Linked DNA regions of Homo sapiens: region 1 is linked to region 2. A link is an interaction called in ENCODE POLR2A ChIA-PET data of the cell type or tissue named here. Cell type or tissue: Panc1. All regions are shown on one strand. Links, peaks and the distances in the headings refer to the core of each region. The heading gives the core; the rest is flanking DNA. Region 1 overlaps COL26A1 (collagen type XXVI alpha 1 chain). Region 2 has its middle 3.4 kb from the start of EMSLR.

Evidence for each region. ChIA-PET counts read pairs that join two places held together with the same protein. Peaks named below come from ENCODE experiments on the same cell type or tissue, not always from the same donor. Only the 100,000 strongest peaks of a DNase experiment are listed, where the experiment ranks them.
Region 1: POLR2A ChIA-PET joins it to region 2 with 9 read pairs; 4 of 35 experiments call an interaction of 5 or more read pairs at or near these places.

Annotation. Positions count from the first base shown.
Region 1 is chr7:101,384,324-101,388,714 of GRCh38, forward strand. The region is part of intron 1 of COL26A1 (collagen type XXVI alpha 1 chain); the gene reads left to right. Among named protein-coding and RNA genes, the nearest start is that of COL26A1, 24 kb to the left of the region's middle. RefSeq lists an enhancer at 1,955-2,570. In Panc1, for the core only: no CTCF peak of the experiment used is centred there; no DNase peak of the experiment used is centred there; H3K4me3 peaks cover 518 bases; H3K27ac peaks cover 1,374 bases.
Region 2 is chr7:101,302,681-101,307,071 of GRCh38, forward strand. No RefSeq gene overlaps it. Among named protein-coding and RNA genes, the nearest start is that of EMSLR, 3.4 kb to the right of the region's middle. RefSeq lists enhancers at 1-128, 129-831. In Panc1, for the core only: no CTCF peak of the experiment used is centred there; no DNase peak of the experiment used is centred there.

The sequences.
Region 1 (4,391 bases), core at 213-4,212, 82 kb after region 2:
CCTCCGGGGTTCAAACCATTCTCCTGCCTCAGCCTCCCGAGTAGCTGGGATTACAGGCTTCAGCCAGCTAAATTTTGTATTTTTAGTAGAGATGGGGTTTCACCATGTTGGACAGGCTGATCTTGAACTCCTGACCTCAGGTGATCCACCTGCCTTGGCCTCCCAAAGTGCTGGGATTACAGACATGAGGTACTGTGCCTGGCCTCAGGCTGGTCTTGACCTCCTGGGCTCAAGCAATCCTCCAGCCTCGGCCTCCCAGTGTGTTGGGATTACAGGCATGAGCTATTGCACCTGGCCAGTGGAGACTCTTATAGTCTTCCAATGTGTGTGTATGTGTGTTGGTCATTGTGTGTGTTAGGACTCTCTAGAGGGGCAGAACTAATAGGATATATATGTATATATGAAAGGGAGTTGATTAAGGAGAATTGACTCATGCAATCACAGGGTGAAGTCCCATAATAAGCCGTCTACAAGCTGAGGAGCTAGGAAGCCAGCAGTGGTTCGTCCTAGTTCCAAAACCTCCAAAGTAAGGAAGCCAACAGTGCAGCCTTCAGTCTGTGGCTGAAGGTCTGAAAGCCCCTGGCAAACCACTGGCGTACATTTAAGAGTTCAAAAGCTGAAAAGCCTGGCGTCTGATATTTGAGGGCAGGAAGCTTCCAGCACGGGAGAACAATGAAGGCTGGAAGACTCAGCAAGTCAGCTCCTTTCACCTTCTCTGCCTGCTTTTTCTAGCCACGCTGGCAGCCGATTGAATGGTGCCCACCCACATTGAGGGTGGGTCCTCCTCACCCAGTCCACTGACTCAACTGTTAATCTCCTCTGAAAACACCCAGAAACAACTAGAAACAATACTTTGCATTCTTCAATCCAATCAATTTGACACTATATATACACACACACACACACACTATATATATATATATATATACACACACACACATATATATGTGTATATATATAGTATGTGTGTGTATATACGGTGTGTGTGTATATATATACTCGACACTAAATATGTATATATATATATGTGTATATATATGTGTGTATATATATATATATATATTTGTGACGGAGTCTCACTCTGTTGCCCAGGCTGCAGTGCAGTGGCGTGATCTTGGCTCACTGCAACCTCCGCAGCCTGGGTTCAAGTGATTCTCCTGCCTCAGCCTCCTGAGTAGCTGGGATCACAGGCATCCGCCACCATGCCCAGCTAATTTTTGTATTTTTAGTAGAGATGGGGTTTCTCCATGTTGGCCAGGCTGGTCTCGAACTCCTGACCTCAAGTGATCCACTTGCCTCAGCCTCCCAAAGTGCTGGGATTACAGGCGTGAGCCACCACGCCTGGCCCCATACAATTGAAAAAAATTTTTTTTAATTTTTTAATTTATTTGTTTATTTGTTTTTTGAGTCTCACTCTGTCGCCCAGGTTGGAGTGCAGTGGTGCGATCTCGGCTCACTGCAAACTCTGCCTCCCAGGTTCACGCCATTCTCCTGCCTCAGCCTCCCAAGTAGCTGGGACTACAGGCGCCCACCACCACGCCCGGCTAATTTTTTGTATTTTTAGTAGAGACCGGATGTTAGTTAGCTAGTAGTTAGCTAGGATGGTCTCGATCTCCTGACCTCGTGATCTGCCTGCCTCGGCCTCCCAAAGTGTTGGGATTACAGGCGTGAGCCACCGCGCCCGGCCACAATTTTTATATGTTGGTTATACCTCAGAGAAATAGGGGAATAAAAAACCTCAAAACCTTGTTGAGTTTCATCAAGGGTGGGGCTTCATCTTTTTTGCAGAGGATGTCCGAAGTAGAAGGCTCTGAGGGGAGAGAAAAGTTCTAGAGAGGGGATGATGCTGCAGTTGGCCAGACTGCATTCTGAATTGTGTATCTCCTGCCGAGTGTCTGCCCTGAGCAGGCCTCCTCTGGTCCTGTCCTAGCTTGTTTTTTTTTTTTTTTTTTTTTTTAATTTTTTGAGACAGGGTCTGGCTCTGTTGCCCAGGCTAAGTGCAGTGGCACGATCACGGCTCACTGCAGCCTCAACCTCCTGGGCTCAAGCAAGCCTCCTGAGTAGCTAGGACTACAGGTGTGCACCACCTAGCTAATTTTAATCTTTATTTTTTTTGAGATAGGGTTTCACTCTGTTGCCCAGGCTGGAGTGCAGCGGTGCACCGCACCTGGCCCTGGCTTGCTTTGTTCTCGTTTCACGCACTTCATCTGCAGCTGAACCGCAGGCCCCTGGGGGTCAGGAGCCCTGTCCCAGAAGGTTATGTCTGTCACGACAGGTAATCCAGCACTGAGCACAGGATGTGAATTAAAACAATCCCTTATTGAATCAACGGCAGCTGGACCCACTGGGACAGCGCTGTGTTGACTTTTTGGGCTGCAAAGTCCAACTCACGCAGGAGCTCACAAGGCTGGAGTTGGATTCTGACCCGAAGTGAACCAGGAGTGAACAGGGAGCACGGTGGACCCAGACCCAATGTGAGGGTCCAGGCTGTTGCCTGAGTAAGGAGTTTGGCAGGAAAGCTCAATATTCTGTACTGGAAGGGGGTGGTAGCATTGCAAGTTGTCTGCCTGCTAGGCCTAGGTCCGGGACAGCTGCTTGTGGGGACAGCTGTCTCAGCGTCGGACAGAGCATCTGCCCTAGATTAATCCCAGAACCTGGCCACGCCCCTGGGGAGCAGAGCCGGGGTAGGGTTACCGCACACCAGGAAACGCGCCTGCTTTGCTGACAGCGGGTGGGTAGCTTGCAGGATGGATGGGCTCTGGGGGCGGCCAGGGGTGCCACTGGGAAAGGCAGACTCACTGCTGGCTGAGCCAAAGCCACCCCCACGGGATGCAAGCTGACACTCCCAAGAGCTGCTTTCTTTCCGCTGGACCCGAAACCGGCACGAGATGATCTCCAAGAATTATGAGAAGAGTTGGGAATGGAAACCAAATGTTCGTGTCAGGTAGAAAAAGCTGATGGAAGCCCATAGCCCAGCAGGCTCTGGGTGCTTCAGGGTTCAGGCTCCTGTGGTCAGCACAGATGTTTAGGTGAAAGAAACCCGACACACTGAAAAAAAAAAAAGTTTATTTTTTCCCCCTTGATTATATTTATTATAGAAAACCTGGAAAATCTGGAAAAGTGAAAAATCATTTATCATTGTATTTTGCAAACATTTTAAACTTTTTATTATTTATATTGTGGTAAAATAGACCTAACAGACGATTTACTGTCTTTTATTTTCTTCTTTTTATTTTTATTTTTTTTTGAGACAGAGTTTTACTCTGTCACCCAGGCTGGAGTGCAGTGTGAAGCATTCTCTCTCTCGCTCTCTCTCTCTCTCTTTATATATATATAAATACATACATATATATATAAAGAGAGAGATTTTATATATATATTGTAATATTTTTTAACATATATTTTAATATAATTATATATATATATATATTTATATATATATATATATATATATATTTTTTTTTAAGACAGAGTCTCACTGTGTCACCCAGGCTGGAGTGCAGTGGTGCAATCTCGACTCACTGCAACCTCCATCTCCTGGGTTCAAGCGATTCTCATACCTCAGCCTCTCGAGTAGCTGGGACTATAGGCATGCGCCACCATACCTGGCTAGTTTTTGTTTCTTATTAAAGAGGGGTTTCACCATGTTGGCCAAGTATCGGACTCCCAGCCTCAAGTGATTTGCTCACCTCAGCCTCCCAAAGTGCTGGGAGTACAGGCGTGAGCCACTGCGCCCTGCCAAAATTTACCATCTTAAACCATTTCCCAGTGTATAGCACAGTGGCATTAAAGACATTTACATTGTCATGCAATCACCATCACCATCCATCTCTGGAACTCTTTTCATCTTGCAAAACTGAAACTCTGGGCCGGGCGCCGTGGCTCACGCCTGTAATCCCAGTACTTTGGGAGGCTAAGGCGGGTGGATCACCTGAGGTCAGGAGTTCAAGACCAGCCTGGCCAACATGGTGAAACCCTGTCTCCACTAAAAATACAAAAAATTAGCTGGGTGTGCTGGTGGAAGCCTGTAATTCAGCTATCTGGGAGGCTGAGGCAGGAGAATCTCCTGAACCCGGGAGACGGAGGTTGCAGTCAGCCGAGATCGCGCCATTACACTTCAGCCTGGGCAACAAGAGCAAAACTCTGTCTCAAAAACAGACAAACAAAAAGCCCCGAAACTCTGTACCTGTGAAATGCTAACTGCATTTCTGTCCTCCCCTGGCCCCTGGCAATCACCACCTATTTTCTTTTTTTTTTTTTGAGACAGTCTCACTCTGTTGCCCAGGCTCGAGTGTAATGGCACGATCTCAGTTCACTGCAACCTCCACCTGCCAGGTTCAAGCAATTCTCCTGCCTCAGCCCCCCAACTAGCTGGGACTAGGGGCACAGCC
Region 2 (4,391 bases), core at 307-4,306:
CACACCTGTGTGCACACGGAGCTTGCGGACCAGTCTGGAAGGGGAGGGCGGGGCCGACCCGGACCCTCCAGGGAACGCCCTTGAGTAACTCGCGCACTTGGGACCCATTCCCACCTAGGACCATAGGCTCAAGATGGCCTGGTGGATGCCGCCGGCACGCGCCTCTCCTCTGGCGGGAACCGAAGGCGCCGGTAGGTTTTCACACTTGCAGCCGATCGGCTAAGAGAACGCGGGATTCAGCCGAGAAGCCACTGGGAGCCCGAGGAGCGGAGCAGAGGCACCCAGGCAGCCTGCGCGGAGAAATCGGATCGGCTAGGACGGCCTGCAGCCCCTGCGCGCGGGGAAAGGGTGAGTGAGAGACCCCGGGGGCTCCGCAGTCCCCCCACGGACTTCCACAGCCCCCTGACCCTCGTGGACCTCCAGAGTAGGGGGCAGCGGGCGAGAGATTCCCCAGCGGCGTTGCAGGAGCCCACGTGGAGCCCACGGGCTTCCCTGCCCTGAGCAGCTGCAGCTGCAGCCGCCGCCGCCCAGCTGAGGGCCAGGGAGGGAGCGGGGAGGCCAGAGGCTTTCATACGTCCGAAAAGACTAATAACCCCACCGCCACCGCGGGACTCAGACGCGAACCAACCGCTTGCCTGCTCTACCCCGCCTGAGCTTTCCTGGGGACCAGCCCTTCCCTGTCCGTCCTAGCCAGCGACCGAACCCCGGGGCCCTCAGGACAGTCCGCTGGTGGTTCTGCCTCCTGAGGACTTGCGCACGCGGGCCGGAGGCCTGGGGATTGGTGACTATTCTGCCTCTTCCGCCACCGTTGGCGGCTGAACACTCCTCCCCGGTGTCTGAGTTCAGGGGCCCAGCCTGCGGATAACACCTCAGGCTACCTACAGGCCCGGGGACTCGCGTGCCCGCCCAACCTGGTCAGCCACCACCAACACCAGCAGGGACCGCCTGGATTCCGGAGGGTTGCCCCCCCAACTGCAACTACCCTGCCCACATCACACCCACTGCCCCAACGCCTGAGATCAGCCACACCCCCAGCCAGTGGCTGCCACTACCAGCATTAGAGCAGGGCACCTAGAGACACACGAATCACTCCCCACAACCCGCTAATAACAGAGCCAGCATGCACTGCTCTGGGACTAAAGAATAGGTAAGATCAGGCCACCACTGGGGCCCAAATACTGGCCCACCTGGCCGCCTAGTCCCCAGCAACCACAGCCTCCACTAATAACCACACCCTAAGCCACCCAAGAAATCATACAGAGCCTACAGTACTACCCCAAATCAAAGCCAAAGTGCCCCAGCTAACCAACACCCTATCTACATTTTCAGGAAGAAGTCCTCCCCTACAAAGCGAGTTCACAAACTTGGAAGAAGCCACTTTCACAGGATGCACAGATCTCAACGGAAGGACACAGAAAACATGAAAAAGCAAGGAAATGGGGCGCCTCCAACGGAACCCAGTAATTCTCCAGCAGCAGATCCCCATCCAAAAGAAACAGAAGACATTTTGGAGAGAGAATTGAATATACATATTATACAGTTGTGGGCATAATACAAGCATCATTTGGAAAAGAACAGAGAAAAAAGATGGAAGGAGTTACCGTACTGCAGGAAAAAATTATCAACTCCAGTGATATTATTAAATACAACCTAACGACACTTCTGAAGCTGAAGAAATCACTGGATGAAATACAAAGTAAACTCAAAAGCTTCAGTGATAGACTAGAACAAGAAGAAGAAAGACTCTCAAAACTTGAAATCTGAAGCATGTTTCTTAAAGATTTAAAGGGTTATTATACTCTGGCCATTAATGTGAACGAAATCTGCTGGGTTAATTCTTATACTGGGGTCTTGGATAATCATTAAAGTGAAATGAGAATAATTTCTTTTTGAGATGATCAATTTTATGAGGTCGATTTTTTTTTTTTTTTTTTAATGAGACTGAGTCTTGCTCTGTCGCCCAGGCTGGAGTGCAGTGGCATGATTTCGGTTCACTGCAACCTCCGTCTCCCAGGTTCAAGAGATTCTCCTGCCTTAGCCTCCAGAGTAGCTGGGACTACAGGCGTGTACCACCACACCCAGCTTATTTTTGTATTTTTAGTAGAGATGGGGTTTCACCATGTTAGCCAAGGTGGTCTCAAACTCCTGACCTCAGGTGATCCACCCGCCTCGGCTTCCCAAAGGGCTGGGATTACAGGCATGAGCCACCGGGCTGGCTGAGATGGATTCTTGTTAGGCAGCAGTCATGGAAAGATGATTTGATTCAGTTGACATTAACAGTACGCACAGTAATCCTAACAGGTGAATGTAATTTAAGCTAAATTACCAGGCAATTGTCATAGTCTGGAAAACACACTCTGCCAGGTGAGGTGGCTCAGGCCTATAATCCCAGCACTTTTGGGAGGCCGAGGAGGGTGGATCACCTAGGGTCAGGAGTTCAAGACCAGCCTGGCCAACATGCTGAAACCCCGTCTCTATTAAAAATAGAAACAAAATTAGCCGGGCGTGGTGGCGGGCGCCTGTAGTCCCAGCTACCAGGAGGCTGAGGCAGGAGAATGGCATGAACCCAGGAGGCGGAGCTTGCAGTGAGCTGAGATCGCACCACTGCACTCAAGCCTGGATGACAGAGTGAGACCCCCGTCTCAAAAAATAAATAAATAAATAAACTTTTGGAGATAAATGCCAACAATCTTCCAAAATATCCTGGGTGAGCTGTACACCCATGCTGCTACAGTGTACTCACTAAAGTCAAAAGTTGGAAACACCTAAATAGCCAACAGATGAATGGATAAACAAAATGTGGTCTGGCCATATGATGGAATATTATTCTACCTTCTTAAGGAAAGAAGGTTTTTTGTTTTGTTTTCCAGACAGAGTCTCTCTTTGTCACCCAGGCTAGAGTACAGTGGCGAGACGTCGGCTCACTGCAACCTCCACCTCCCAGGTTCACACGATTCTTGTGCCTCGACCTCCTGAGTAGCTGGGATTACAGGTGTGCCCCACCATGTCTGGCTTATTTATTTATTTATTTAGAGATGGAGTTTCATTCTTGTTGCCCAGGCTGGAGTGCAATGGCGTGATCTCGGCTCACCGCAACCTCAAGCCTCCTGGGTTCAAGCAATTCTCCTGCCTCAGCCTTCCGAGTAGCTGGGATTACAGGCATGCGCCACCACGCCTGGCTAATTTTGTATTTTTAGTAGAGACGGTTTTGCCATGTTGGCCAGGCTGGTTTTGAACTCCTGGCCTCAGGTCATCCACTTGCCTTGGCCTCCCAAAGTGCTGGGATTATGGGCATGAGCCACCATGCTCACCTTAAAAAGGAAGGAAATTCTGACACATGCTGCAATCAGGTGAACCTTGAGATCATTAGGTTACCTGGAATAAACCAGTAACAAAAAAACAAATACCATATGATTCCCCTTGTATAAAGGACTTAGAGGAGGCAACATCAGAGACAAAAAATAGAATAGAATGGTGGTTGCCAGGGCCTGGGGGAAGGAGGAAAGGGGAGTTGTTCAATGGTTATAGAGTTTCAGTTAGGGATCATAGAAAGTTCTGGAGATGGATGGTGGTGATGGTTGCATAACAATGTGAGTGTATTTAATGCTACTGAACTGTATACTTCCAAATGGTTAGAATGGGCTGGTCCTGGTAAGGTGGGTGGATGGATTCAGCTCGCAAGTTTGAGACCAGTCTGGGGAGCATGGTGAAACCCCGTCTCTACAGTAAAAATTTGGCTGGTCGTGGTGGTGCGATCCTGTAGTCTCAGCTACTTGGGAGGCTAAGGTGGGAGGATGGCTTGGGCCAAGGAGATGGAGGTTGAAGTGAGCCCAGATGGCACCACTCCACTCCAGCCTAGGCTAAAGAGGCAGGCTGGGCACGGTGGCTCATGCCTGTAATCCCAGTACTTTGGGAGGTTGAGGCGGGCAGATCACAAGGTCAAGACTTTGAGATCATCCTGGCCGACAATGGTGAAACCCTGTCTCTACTGAAAATACAAAAATTAGCTGGGCGTGGTGGCATACGCCTATAGTCTCAGCTACTCGGGAGGCTGAGGCAGGAGGATGGCTTGAACCCAGGAGGTGGAGGTTGCAGTGAGCTAAGATCACACCACTGCACTCCAGACTGGCAATAGAGTGAGACTCCATCTCAAAAAAAAAAAAATAAAATAAAGGTTAGATTGGCAAATTTTATGTTATGGATAGTTTGTCACAAGATAGCAGTATTGTTAAATATGAAAAAATACTGAGTGACTAAATTTTTAGGTTTATAATATAAAAACAAAACATTTCTTTTTTTTTTTTTTTGAGATGGAGTCTCACTCTTGTTGCCGGGGCGGGAGTGCAATGTGCCATCTTGGCTCACCGCAACCTCCACCTCCTGGGTTCCAG